Linked DNA regions of Homo sapiens: region 2 is linked to region 1. The links are chromatin loops, found by intact Hi-C in ENCODE. Cell type or tissue: endothelial cell of umbilical vein. All regions are shown on one strand. Each heading gives the region's core, and the rest is flanking DNA. Links, peaks and the distances in the headings are about the cores only.

Region 1 (7,012 bases), core at 1-5,000:
ATTTAAACAAACAAACAAAAAACACTCCAGAAATCTAATTAAATGAGAATTCCGAACAGCAAAATCATCTTCAGAGACTCTCAGGGGAGACTCTTTTTTTTTTGAGACGGAGTCTTGCTCTGTCACCCAGGCTGGAGTGCAATGGCACCATCTCAGCTCACTGCAACCTCTGCCTCCCGGGTTCATGTGATTCTCCTGCCTCAGCCTCCTGAGTAGCTGGGGTTACAGGTATGCAACACCATGCCCGGCTAATTTTGTATTTTTAGTAGAGACATGATTTCGCCATGTTGGTCAGGCTGGTCTTGAACCCCTGACCTCAAGTGATCCGCCCACCTCAGCTTCCCAAAGTGCTGGGATTACAGGCATGAGCCACCGCACCCGGCCGAGGGTCTCTCTTGAGCAGTACCTGAAGCCAGGAGGCAGCACACTCCAACACCGGGATTCGACACACAGCCACCGCCATGGAGACCAGTTTTCCCAACAAGCTCATCCGGCTGTCATCGGCTTTGTTCCCTTGAGGGCTGAAAAGGGATGAAAAAATAATCTGCCGAACAGAGTCCTTGGTTTGCTCCTGGAAATAATTGCACATGATTTCAAGAAGTTGAAGCTCCTGAAGGGAATTCAGTCTCTGCAAAAGAAATCCCGGAAAAGCGTTAAGAAATGTGGCTGTAACGTACTTATTAACTCATACATTAAGAAAACAGGAAATAGACTGGGCGCGGTGGCTCATGCCTGTAATCCCAGCACTTTGGGAGGCCAAGGTGGGCGAATCACGAGGTCAAGAGTTCGAGACCAGCCTGGCCAACATGGTGAAACCCCATCTCTACTAAAAATACAACAATTAGCCGGCATGGTGGCGCGCACCTGTAATCCCAGCTACTCGGGAGGCTTAGGCAGGAATCTCGCTTGAACCTGGGAGGCGGAGGTTGCAGTGAGCCGAGATCGCACCACTGCACTCCAGCCTGGTGACAGAGTGAGACTCCGTCTCAAAAAAAAAAAAAAAAAGAAAAACAGGAAATAACAGTATTTTCCCGTAGAACTTTTCGCCCTTCGTAAAGTTCCCGTAGAACTTTTCGCCCTTCGTAAAGCTCAGGTCTCAGGGAGATCTTTGCTGTTGATCTTAGAAAAAAGTCATATAGGCCAGGCGTTGTGGCTCACGCCTGTAATTCCAACACTTTGGAGGCCAAGGAGAGAGAATCTTGAGCCCAGGAGTTTGAGACCAGCCTGGGTAACACAGGGAGGCCCCATCTCTACAAAACATTCAAAAATTAGCTGGGCATGGTGGTGCACGCCTGGAGTCCCAGCTACTCAGAAGGATGAGGCGGGAGGATTACTTGAGCCCAGGAGTTCAAGGTTGTAGTGAGCTGTGATTGCACCACTGCACTCCTGCCTGGGCAACGTAGTGAAACCTTGTCTCGAAAAAAAAAAAGGCAGAGAAAGAAAAAAAAAAGAAAAAGATGTAAGAAGAAAGCCATACAGATCATTATACATCCTCCTGGAGGGTTCAGGATGAGCCTTTCGGTAACAGCCCAACAGACCTCTAGGGAGCGGGCAGTCGCCAGTTTGTCCCTTTAACACCAAGACTCGGCTGTCACACGCCCCGCAGACTGGACAGGCAGCTGAGCAACACTGCAGGACCCGGAGAAGGGTTTGGGGGCTGCTGCAGGAGCGAGGCCGAGCGCGAGCGCGGGGATCCTGGACATGGGGCGCCCGCGGCTTGACACAGCCCTGCATCGCTGGGGAAAAGGCCCGCCCGCCCGCCTGCGGGGCCCGGGAACCCGACCGTCTCAGGCCGCACCTTGGGCTGCGCGCTGCGCTCCTTGGGCACCTGGAACACGAACTCCTCCAGCAGCTCCACGGGGCCCTTGTCCACGATGGGCAGCGGCGCGCTCTGCAGCTGGCTGCTGAAGTAGATGTCCAGGTGGTACAACACCTCCTTGGCGGCGCTCAGCGCATCGCGGCGCAGCAGCGAGTGGCGGATGTCGCTCATGGTGCGGCCGCCGCGGCCCCCGCGCCGAGCGCGTCTCACTTCCGCCCGGGGCCCGGGACTGCGCCGCTACCCGTGGAAACAAAGAGGCGCGACCCGGGCCTGGGCTGCGGCACCCGCCCGCTTGCCCGCCTGCCGCCGCCTGCTCCCTGCCTGCTCAGGGGGCCATCGCTGCTGCCGCCGGCCAGCAGGCGCCCGAAGGTCCGACTGCGGCGCCGCCAGGAGCCGCCGGGAGCTGCCGCCGCGCAGCCGAACAGCGGCCGAATGCCGGGCACGGAGACGGCGGCCCGCAGGGGCCAAGCGCAGGCCGCGGCCTAGGCGCGCTCTCCGGAGGGCGCCCCCTGGCGGCGCGAGCGGTGAGGGGCGCGCCGCGGTCCCAGGTGGACCCCGCCCCCGGAGCCCGCCCAACCGCCGGTGCAGGCCCGCTCCGTCCTTGCCCAGGCTCCCTCGCGGGCTGTGCGTCGCGTTCAGAGCTGCCGCTGGTTGATTTCACGGTGCTTTCCACCAGCAAGAATTGGGGGTGGTGCCGGGCTTTGGCTTCGGCCAGCGGACTTGGGTTCCCTGGCCGCCCCAGCTACCCGTCTTCACGTTTCCATCTGTTCTCAGCTGGGGGGTACGGGGGAAGATGGCTGGAAGGCCCCCTGCCCCTGACTCCCACTTCCCAGCCTCTCTGACTGCGGGCTCCTTGGCCTAGCAAGGTGCAGAACACCTGCCACCTGCACCTGAGAGCCCTCCCACTCCAAAGACCTTCCGCACCAAGACCTCGTTTCTGGCAGTCATGTCTCCTCTGAAATAGGTGGCAGTTCACTTTCACAATTTTTAAACTGGTGAGAAAGGACTTGAATGTGGCTAGAGGAGGGCAGGCCGGAGGCCACACATGCAGGAAGGTGCCTGATGTACAAGCCCATACTGGCCGGAAGGCAGGCCTGGGTGAGGACACTCTGTTGTTGAGATGAAAATCCCCTGGGGGAGAGAGGAGAATAGAGGGGGCATAAAAGAGAGCACAGCCAGGCACAACGCGCAGGCGCTGAGTCAATGAGACCCTCCTGCACATCACACAGGTCAGAGACACGGCCGCAAGCCCCTCCTGTCCACATGCCCAGAGTTTAGAGACACCAAGGTCTCAGCATCACCTAGAACCTCTGAGAAGTCATCTCTTGATCCCCTTGACACCAGGACTTCAGAGATGCCCGGTTTCAAAAGAAGACAAGCAAGGGGGATTCCTCAGTCAACACCCATTTTCCCCTCTCTCCCTTGCCCACCGAAAGTGATTTATAAGCACAGCAGAAATCAAAACAAACAAGCCATGCTTGGAAAACGAGGATCCACATGTGTAAATAAACGGGAACTACAGCTCAAAGGCAGTCATACACTTGTCATTCTTGTTTCTTCCTCTCATGACATGGAAAGGCAGGTAGAAAGATCTCTTGAAGGTTGCTCCGAAGCCCATGGGAGTGAATGTTCCGGTGGACTTGGGGCTCTGCTGACGGAGGCCAGGCCACAAGGGGACAACGCTGGCACCAGGCCCAGTCACCTCTGTACCACTCGTTAGTAGTCTGGTTGGTGGCCGCCAGATACAGGACAAACAACAGGTAGCCACCCAGGAGGAAGCTCAGAACCACGACAAAGCCCAGCATGAAGACAATCCGTGGAAAAGTCAGGAACAGGTACTAGGAGCAGAGAAAAGGTAGTGCTTTAGGCAGCTGGACTGTGACATCCATGAGAGTGAACACTGGCCAACCCTGGGCCTGCCACAGCCACCAGCGCTGCTTCCTCAGCCCACCTACTTGTGTCCAGATGTGACAAACTGAACATAAACAGCACTGAGAAGCAGCCCAGAATAATCCCAGTACATACAAGAGTTTCCTGTGGGATGAATGAAGTGTTCACACTGAAGGAAAAGGGAAAGTTTACTTAGGAAATGTGCTATTCCAGTTAGCTATTTATAAAATAAATGCAGACTTCATTCATCAATATAAAATCCAGATGGACAAAAGAGATCAATGTCTTTCTTAAAACAATACAACCCCAAAAATAGATGTACAAGGATATTCGTTGTATCATTGATTTTATCAGCCCCTCTTCCGAAGTTTTTTTCCTTTTCTTAATAAATAGAAACAGGGGCCGGGCGCAATGGCTCACGCCTATAATCCCAGCATTTTGGGAGGCCGAGGCGGGCAGATCACTTGAGGTCAGGAGTTTGACACCAGCCTGGCCAACATGGTGAAACCCTTCTCTACTAAAAATACAAAAGTTAGCCGGGTGTGGTGGCACAAGCCTGTAATCCCAGCTACTCAAGAGGCTGAGGCAGAAGAATTGCTTCAACCCGGGCGGTGAAGGTTACAGTGAGCTGAGATTGTGCAACTGCACTCCAGCCTAGGCGACAGAGCAAGACTCCATCTAAAAATAAATAAATAAATAAATAAATCAATAGAAACAGGGTCTTGCTATGTTGCCCAGGCTGCTTTCAAACTCCTGGCCTTGAGTGATCCTCCTGCCTTGACCTCCCAAATTGTTGGGATTACAGGCGTGAGCCACTGTGCCTGGCCAAGAAACAAGTTAAATGTCCATCCGTCAGGAAGGGTAAACTCTGGGATGGTCACACAATGGGAAAACGAGGAGCCATGAAAAATGATGTCAATTTCTATGTACTGATTGTGAAAAGACTTAATATATTGACTAATGAGAAAGGCAAGATGTAAGGATTACACTGTCATCTTGTTTGGGTAAAAACAAAACTGACTCCGTAAATGGTATATGACCATAGGAACTGCGCTGCTTAAAGTTTTGTAAGTTATTTTTGTAATAAGCAAAATGAAGAATTTAGAAAGTTTAATATTTTTGAAAGTCACAAGAAAAGAGAACATTTAACAAAACTCCTGATGGAGGAGACTTTCTTGTTGAAGTTACAAAGAAAAGAAATTTGATGAGAAAGAATGTCTGAACTTTTCTATACCAAAAAACCCCAAAAAACCCAAAACCCCATTCCCAAGATCCAAAAGATCCACAAACAAAAAAACAGTATAACAAAAGATTAACCGTCATTATTATATAAAGACCTCAAATCAAAAGTGATTCTGGGCCAGTCATGGTGGCTCACACCTGTAATCCCAGCACTTTGGGAGGCCAAGGTGGGAGCATTTGAGCCCAGGAGGTCCAGGTCATAGTGAGCTGTGATGGTACCACTGCACTCCAGCCTAGGTGACAGAGTGAGACTCTGTCTCAAAAAAAAAAAAAAGTTACCATATGACCCAGCAGTGCCACTTCTAGGTGGAATGTACCCAAGAGAAATATAAACATAAAACATAAAAACATAAACATAAAACATGTTTTATAAACATAAAAACCTATGTCCACACAAAAAACTTGTACATGAATGTTCACAGCAGTATTACTCAAAAATAGCCAAAAGTGAAAACACCAAAATGTCCATCAACTGATGAACAAATAATTAAAATTCAGTCTATCCATACAGCGGAATACTATTCAGCCATAAAAAAGAATGAAGTAAGGCCGGGCACGGGGTTTCATGCCTGTAATCCCAGCACTTTGGGAGGCCGAGGCGGGTGGATCACTTGAGGTCAGGAGTTCAAGACCAGCCTGGCCAACATGGTAAAACCCCTTCTCTGCTAAAATTACAAAAATTAGCCAGGCGTGGTGGCTCATGCCTGTAATCCCAGCTACACGGGAGACTGAGGCAGGAGAATTGCTTGAACCTGAGAGGCAGAGGTTGCAGTGAGCCAAGATCACACCATTGCACTCCAGCCTGGGCAACAAGAGCGAGACTCCATCCCAAATAAACAAAAGGAATGAAGTAGATTCGTGCTACATGAATTAACCCTGAAAACCTTGTGCCACAAGAAAGAAGCCAGTGGAAAAGACCATATATTGCATGATTCCATTTATATGAAGTGTCCAGAAAAGGCCTATCCCGAAAGACAGAAAGTAGATTAGTGATTACCTGGGTCTGGGGGAGGAGGGAATGGGGAGTGTTTCCTTTTGGGGATGATGAAATGTTCTGAAATTAGATAGTAGTGAGGGCTGAACAAGTCTGTGAATATACTTATACCACTGTGGGATACTTTAAAGGGTGAATTTTATGATATGTGAATTTTTTTTTTTTTTGAGATGGAGTTTCTCTCTTTCGCTCTTGTTGCCCAGGCTGGAGTGCAATGGCACGATCTTGGCTCACTGCAACCTCCGCCTCCCAGGTTCAAGTGATTCTCCTGCCTCGGCCTCCCGAGTAGCTGGGACTACAGATGCTGGCCACCATGCCTGGCTAACTTTTTTGTATTTTTAGTAGAGACGAGGTTTTACCACATTGGCCAGGCTGGTCTTGAACTCCTGACCTCAGGTGATCCACCCACCTTGGCCTCCCAAAGTGCTGGGATTACAGCTGTGAGCCACCATGCCTGGCCCAATATGTGAATTTTATATCAGTTTAGAAAAAGGAAAAACTTCACGTTTGTTTGTTAGTTTCTGAGACAGGGTCTTGCTCTGTCACCCAGGCTGGAGTGCAGTGGTGCAATCTCAGCTCACTGCAACCTCTCCCTCCCGGGTTCAAGCAATTTTTGTGCCTCAGCCTCCCAAGTAGCTAGAACAATGGGCATGTGCCACCACACCCAGCTAATTTTTTTGTATTTTAGTAGAGATGGGGTTTCACCATGTTGCCCAGGCTGGTCTCAAGCTCCTGAGCTCAGGCAATCTGCTTGTCTTAGCTTCTCAAAGTGCTAGGATTACAGGCATGAGCCACTGCACCCGGCCCTGGCTCATTTTTGTATTTTTTGTAGAGACAAGGTCTCTACAGGAGACCAGTTATTCAATCATCAGTTGATGGACATTTGGGTGTTGCCCAGGCTGGTCCTGAACTCCTAGCCTCATGCGATCCTCCCACCTCGGCCTCCAAAAGTGCTGGGATTATAGGCGTGAGCCACCACACCCCACCTAACTTCATGCTTTTACTGGAAAAATAAATGTCTTTTTTGCGATTCTGAAACTTGAAGTCAGAAACCTACAGCATAATTA
Region 2 (7,012 bases), core at 735-5,734, 74 kb after region 1:
TCTCGAACTCTTGGGCTCAAGTGATCGTCCCAAAGTGCTGCGGTTACAGGCATGAGCCACTGTACTTGGCTCTAAAGAGTCTTAAGATGTAATTCACATACTATACAATTTGCCATTTAATTATACAATTCAGTGGTTTTTAGTATATTCACAAATACGTGCAAACATCACCACGGTCCATTTTAAAACTTCATCACATCAAAAAGAAACCCAGGCCAGACACCTATAATCCCAGCACTTTGGGAGGCTGAGGCAGGAGGATCGCTTGAGCCCAGGAGTTCAAAACCAGTCTGGGCAACAGAGCAAGAAGCCATCTCTACAAAAAGAAAAAATTAGCTGGGCATGGTGGTGCGCACCTGTAGTTCCAGCTACTTGGGAGGCTGAGGCAGGAGAATCACTTGAACCCAGGAGGCAGAGATTGCAGTGAGCCAAGATCACACCACTGCTCTCCAGCCTGGGTGACAAAATGAGACTTCGTCTCAAAAAAAAACAAAAAAACAAAAAAAAACTGTGCTTGATATCATGTTTTGTGTCTAACTTATTCACCAATTACTATGTGTTTAGCTCTGTCCAATGTATATTTCATACATTGATTATAACTAAAGCCAAATTCCTTTAGATCACAGTGATGCCCAACTTTTTATTTTTGCTAGTTTCTTTTTTTTAATTTTTATTTTTTGTTTGAGATGGAGTCTTACTCTGTCATCAGGCTGGAGTACAGTGGCGTGCTCTCGGCTCACTGCAACCTCCCCCTCCTGGGTTCAAGCGATTCTCCTGCCTCAGCCTCCCGAGTAGCTGGGACTACAGGCACTCTCCACCACGCCCAGCTAATTTTTGTATTTTTAGTAGAAACAGGGTTTCACCATGTTGGCCAGGATGGTCTTGATCTCTTGACCTCGTGATCTGCCCACTTCAGCCTCCCAAAGTGCTGGGATTACAGGTGTGAGCCACGACACCCGGCCTATTTTTGCTACTTTCTTAGCCATAAAAGTGACATCCTGTTATTTTTATTTGATTTTCTTCTATTACTAATTATTTTAAGCATCTTTTAATATGCTTGTGAACTTTTTCTGGGATTTTTCTCTATAAATTACTGTTCATACCCTTTGTCCATTTTTGTTTTCTTGGACTTTTTGTCCTTGTTGACTGGCATGAAGTTTCTTGTATATTTTATTTTATTTATTTTCTGAGACAGGGTCTCACTCTGTCACCCAAGCTGGAGTGCAGTGGTGCAAACACAGCTCACTGCAGCCTCGAACTCCCAGGCTGAAGTGATCCTTGTGCCTCTGCCCCCCAGGTAGTTGGGACTACAGGCACTCGCCTACCATGCCCAGCTAATTTTTTTTTTTTTTTTAGTAGAGACAGGGTTTTGCCATGTTGCTGGTCTTGAACTCCTGGGCTCAAAAGATTTGCCCATTTTAGCCTTCCAAAGTGCTGGGATTACAGGTGTGAGCCACTGCTCCCAGCCCCTTGTATATTTTATTTTATTTATTTATTTATTTATTTATTTATTTTGAAGCAGAGTTTTGCTCTGTCGCCCAGGCTGGAGTTCAGTGGCATGATCTTGGCTCACTTCAACCTCTGCCTTCCCGGTTCAAGTGTGTCTCCTGCCTCAGCCTCCTGAGTAGCTGGGATTACAGGCGCCCACCACCATGCCTGGCTAATTTTTGTACTTTTAGTAGAGATGGGGTTTCACCATGTTGGCCAGGCTGGTCTCGAACTCCTGACTCAGGTGATCCCCCTGCCTCAGCCTGCCAAAGTGCTGGGATGACTTGTGAGCCACGACGGCTGGACACCTTTGTATATTTTAGATGCTGATTTCTCCTTGATTTTGAACATTGTAAATTTCTCTCCCATTTGTTACTTCTGTTATTAGGTCTGTTGTGTCTAATATGAATGTGTCTAAGTTGGGCTTCCTTGAATAGATAACCTTGATTTTGCATAATCAAACTCACCACATTTTTGGTCTTATAGTTTTGTGTAGGGTCCAGCCCTACAGGGCCTGTGGGTTTTTCTCTTCGTGTGCGGAGATGAGAGATCGTAGAAATAAAGACACAAGACGGCTGGGCGCGGTGGCTCATGCCTGTAATCCCAGCACCTTGGGAGGCTGAGATGGGCAGATCACGAGGTCAGGAGATCGAGACCATCCTGGCTAACATGGTGAAACCCCGTCTCTACTAAAAATACAAAAAAAAAATAGCCGGGCGTGGTGGCAGGCGCCTGTAGTCCCAGCTACTCGGGAGGCTGAGGCAGGAGAATGGTGTGAACCTGGGAGGCGGAGCTTGCAGTGAGACGAGATTGTGCCACTGCACTCCAGCCTGGGTGACAGAGCCAGACTGTCTCAAAAAAAAAAAAAAGAAAGAAAGACACAAGACAAAGAGATAGAAGAAAAGACAGCTGGGCCCGGGGGACCACTACCACCAAGACGCGGAGACCAGTAGTGGCCCCGAATGCCTGGCCGTGCTGTTATTTATTGTGTACAAGGCAAAGGGGCAGGGTATGGAGTGAGAGTCATCTCCAATGATAGGTAAGGTCATGTGAGTCACGTGTCCGCCAGACAGGGGGCCCTTCCCTATTTGGTAGCTGAGGCGGAGAGAAAGAGGGGACAGCTTACGTAATTATTTCTTCTATGCATTTTAAAGACTTTAGTACTTTCACTAATTCTGCTGCTGCTATCTAGAAGGTGGAGCCGAGTGCACAGGGCAGAACATGAATGCGGACCAGGAGCGTGACCACTGAAGCACAGCATCACAGGGACAGCGTTAGGCCTCTGGGTGGCTGCGGGCGGGCAAGCAGTGGTGGAGCAGAGTCTTCTTTAACTCCACCAGGAAAGGGAGACTCCCTTTCCCGGTCTGCTAAGCAACGGGTGCCTTCCCAGGCACTGGCGTTACCAGTAGACCAGGGAGCCCTCTAGTGGCCCTGTCCAGGCATAACGGAGGGCTCACACTCTTGTCTTTTGGTCACTTCTCACCGTGTCCCTTCAGCTCCTATCTCTGTATGGCCTGGTTTCTCCTAGGTTATAATTGTAGGACAAAGATTATTATAATATTGGAATAAACAGTAATGCTACAAACTAATTATTAATAATATTCATATACATATCTATAATCTATTTCTAGTATAACTATTCTTATTCTATGTATTTTCTTTATTATATTGGAACAGCTTGTGCCCTCGGTCTCTTGCCTTGGCATCTGGGTGGCTTGCCGCCCACAGTTTTGGCTTTTGAAATTTTAAGCTCTTCCCTGCTTCTAGGTCAAAAGATATTCTCCTACTTTATTTTTATTTATTTATTTATTTATTTTTTATTATTATTATTTTGAGACGGGGTCTTGCTCTGTCACCCAGGCTGGAGTGCAATGGCGCGATCTCAGCTCACTGCAACCTCCACCTCCCGGGTTCAAGCGATTCTGCTGCCTCAGCCTCCCGAGTAGCTGGGATTACAGGCACACACCACCACGCCTGGCTGATTTTTGTATTTTTAGTAGAGAGGGGGTTTCACCACGTTGGCCAGACTGGTCTCGAACTCCTGAGCTCGTGATCCACCCACCTCAGCCTCCCAAAGTGCTAGGATTACAGGCGTGAGCCACCACCCCCAGCCTATTTTTATTTTTGTTTATTTATTTATTTTTTTGAGACAGAGTCTCGCTCTGTGGCCCAGGATGGAGTGTAGTGGCGCAATCTTGGCTCGGTGCAACCTCCGCCTCCCCGAGCTCAGGCGAGGCGATTCTCCTGCCTCAGCCTCCTGAGTAGCTGGGATTACAGGTGCACACCAACATGCCTACCACATTTTTGTATTTTTTTGTAGAAACAGGGTTTACCATGTTGGCTAAGCTGATCTTGAGCTCCCGACCTCAGATGATTCGCCTGCCTCAGCCTCCCAAAGTGCTGGGATTATAGGCATGAGCCACCATGCCTGGCCTGCTCTATATGTTTTTTGGTTTTTTGGGTTTTTTTGAGACAGAGTCTTGCTCTGTCACCCAGGCTGGAGTGCAGTGGCGCAATCTCAGCTCACTACAACCTCCGCCTCCCAGTCTAAGCGATTCTCCTACTTCAGCCTCCTGAGTAGCTGGGACTGAGGGTACATGCCACCACGCCCAGCTAATTTTTGTATTTTTAGTAGAGAGGGGGTTTCACTATGTTGGCCAGACTGGTCTTGAACTCCCGATCTGAGGTGATCCAACCGCCTCGGCCTCCCACAGTGCTGGGATTACAGGCGTGAGCCGCCACGCCAGGCCTGCTCTGTGTGTTTTAATCTTCACAACAGCTCTATGAGGTAGATGCTATTTTTATCCCCATTTTACAAATGAGGAAACTGAGGCACAGAGAGGGTAAGTCACTTGAGAAAGGTCACTTAGCTGGTAAGTGGCAGAGCTGAGATTGGAGTCTGGCTACCCTATCCCTGGAGCCTGCCTTCCTGCCCACTTCTCTCTCTCTCTCTTTTTCTTTTCTTTTTTTTTTTTTTTGAGTTGGAGTCTCACTCTGTCTCCCAGGCTGGAGTGCAGTGACACGATCTCAGCTCACTGCAACCTCCACTTCCCAGGCTCAAGCAATTCTCCTGCCTCAGCCTCCCGAGTAGCTGGGATTACAGGTGTGCACCACCACACCTGACTAATTTTTATACTTTCAGTAGAGACGGCCTTTCACCATGTTGGCTGGGCTGGTCTCGAACTCCTGACCTCAAATGATCCACCTGCCTCGGCCTCTCAAAGTGCTGGGATTACAGGCGTGAGCCACTGTGCCCGGCCCCCACTTCTGTCTTTGAAGGGTAGGGATAGGGCATGAGGGCAGACGCTGTGGCTTGGAAGTGCCGTCTTGTCTACCCCCACTCTGTGCATCATGGTAAGCCCGTGAGTATTGAGCCTCACATTCCTGCACCTTCCCCCAGGAACATCGACACCCTCATCGTTGACGTCTACCCTGTGCTGGACACCCCTGCCAAGCAGGTCCTGTGGCAGTTCATCTACCAGCTGCTGACCTATGAGGAGCAGGAGCTCTGTCAGGAGAAAATCGCATGCTTCCTGGGCTACACGGCCATGACAGGTAAGCGTCCTCTCCCCTGCCACTTCCCTGCCTGCAGCTGCTGACTGTCCAGCTCACCAGGTGAACAGACAGACACCTGTTCTCACATGTGAAGGTGTTTGTTTGCTTGTTTGTTTGTTTTGAAATGGAGTCTCACTCTTGTGCCCCAGGCTGGAGTGCAATGGCACGATCTTGGCTCACTGCAACCTCCGCCTCCCAAGTTCAAGCGATTCTCCTGCGTCAGCCTCCCGAGTAGCTGGGACTAAAGGCGCATGTCACTACGCCCAGCTATTCTTTTGTGTTTTTAGTAGAGAAGAGGTTTCACCATGTTAACCATGATGGTCTCTATCTCCTGACCTCATGATCCACCCACCTCGGCCTCCCAAAGCACTGGGATTACAGGTGTGAGCCACCACGCCCAGCCTTTTTTTTTTTTTTTTTTTTTTTTGAGACGGAGTCTTGCTCTGTCGCCCAGGCTGGAGTGTCGTGGTGCCATCATGGCTCACCGCAGCCTCAACCTCCTGGGCTCAAGTGATCCTCCCACTCCGGCCTCCCAAAGCACAGGGATTACAGGTGTGAGCCACTGCATCTGGCCTCACCTATGAGGTCTTACAGCCGATTTGGGCCCCTCCCACATAGAAGTGTCCACAGCCATGCACGTACACACCCAATACACCAGGGCTAGGCCCACACGTGGCCCCACGGACGCGCCTTCCCAGCGTGACCTTTATGCAGCATATACAACATAACCTGAGACTTTAGACACTGCACCTAACCACCTGCAGTCTCAGTTTTTGCACCCACAAAATGGAAGTGGTCTCAGTGGCTGCGCTCTGTACTCTGAGAAGTGGAACTTGTGAGAAGGAACTCGTGTAAGGCTGGACGTGGTGGCTCACACCTATAATCCCAGCATTTTAGGAGACTGAGGTGGAAGCATCACTTGAGCTCAGGAGCTCAAGATTAGCCTGGGCAACATAGCAAGAGCCTGTCTCTACCAAAAAAAAAAAAAGTTTTAATTTAGCCAGGTGTGATGCACACCTGTAGTCCCGGCTACTTAGGAGGCTGAGGTGGGAAGATGGCTTGAGTGCAGGAGATCAAGGCTGCAGTGAGCTATGATCAAGCTACTGCCTCCAGAAAAAAAAAAAGGAAAGAAAAAAAGAAAAAAGAAAGAAACTCACGTGGTTGCCAGACATGCCAACACCACCACCAGGATCATGAGCACACGACCACATCCCACCTGGCTGGTGGGCTCCCAGTGTACTCTTTCTTGCACACACACAGGCCTGCAGTGCCATGTGTGGCTGCCACCTGTCTGTTCAGCGTGCCCTCCGAATGCCCACAAACCCCTGCACTCAGCATGCAGGTCATGTGGATGGAAGGTGTGCCGAAGCCTGTGTTCTACCCTGTTCTAGGCATCCTGCACCTGCTATGAAAGCCGCTGCAGGTGCAGTGGTTCACTCTTGTAATCCCAGCACTTTGGTAGGCTGAGGTGGGTGGATCACTTGAGGTCAGGAGTTCCAAGTCCAGCTTGGGCAACACAACAAGACCCCCATATATTCAAAATATTTAAAAATCAGCCAGGGGTGGCCGTGCGCGGTGACTCACGTCTGTAATCCCAGCACTTTGTGGAGCTGAGGCAGGCCAATCACGTGAGGTCAGGAGTTCGAGACAAGCCTGGCCAACATGGGGAAACCTCATCTGTACTAAAAATACAAAAATAAGCCAGGTGTGGTGGTACGCAGTTGTAATTCCAACTACTCGGGAGGCTGAGGCAGGAGAATTGCTTGAACCTGGGAGACGGAGGTTGCAGTGAGCTGAGATCGCACCACTACACTCCAACCTGGGCAACACGGTGAGACTCCATCTCAAAGAAAAAAAAAATAAAAAATTAGCCAGGCGTGGTGGTATGCACCTGTAGTCCCAGCTACTTGGGAGGATGAGGTGGGAGGAGCACTTGAGCTCAGGAGTTGGAGACCAGCCTGGGCAACAT

Evidence for each region. Hi-C counts contacts between places; a loop is a spot of excess contacts. Peaks named below come from ENCODE experiments on the same cell type or tissue, not always from the same donor. Only the 100,000 strongest peaks of a DNase experiment are listed, where the experiment ranks them.
Region 2: it touches region 1 in a loop (5-fold over the local background); 29 of 110 quality-filtered maps call a loop at or near these places.

What each region holds. Positions count from the first base shown.
Region 1 is chr7:6,585,262-6,592,273 of GRCh38, reverse strand. ZDHHC4 (zDHHC palmitoyltransferase 4) reads right to left here. Exons shown (of 8, transcript NM_001134389.2): 8 at 2,900-3,657. The coding sequence ends at 3,364. INTS15 (integrator complex subunit 15) reads right to left here and starts at 2,253. Exons shown (of 6, transcript NM_024067.4): 1 at 1,799-2,253; 2 at 407-628. The coding sequence starts at 1,990. It overlaps LOC124901582 (a long non-coding RNA gene), which reads left to right and starts at 2,370. Exons shown (of 2, transcript XR_007060201.1): 1 at 2,370-2,814; 2 at 3,049-3,351. RefSeq lists a silencer at 1,929-2,428 and enhancers at 2,499-2,648, 2,273-3,111. In endothelial cell of umbilical vein, for the core only: a CTCF peak has its summit at 2,328 (motif pointing left); DNase peaks (open chromatin) are centred at 1,833 and 2,253; H3K4me3 peaks cover 1,391 bases; H3K27ac peaks cover 574 bases.
Region 2 is chr7:6,512,406-6,519,417 of GRCh38, reverse strand. It overlaps GRID2IP (Grid2 interacting protein), which reads left to right. Exons shown (of 22, transcript NM_001145118.2): 8 at 4,889-5,043. LOC101927325 (a long non-coding RNA gene) reads right to left here. Exons shown (of 5, transcript XR_007060200.1): 5 at 2,383-3,012. Among named protein-coding and RNA genes, the nearest start is that of KDELR2, 32 kb to the right of the region's middle. In endothelial cell of umbilical vein, for the core only: a CTCF peak has its summit at 2,920 (motif pointing left); a DNase peak (open chromatin) is centred at 2,887.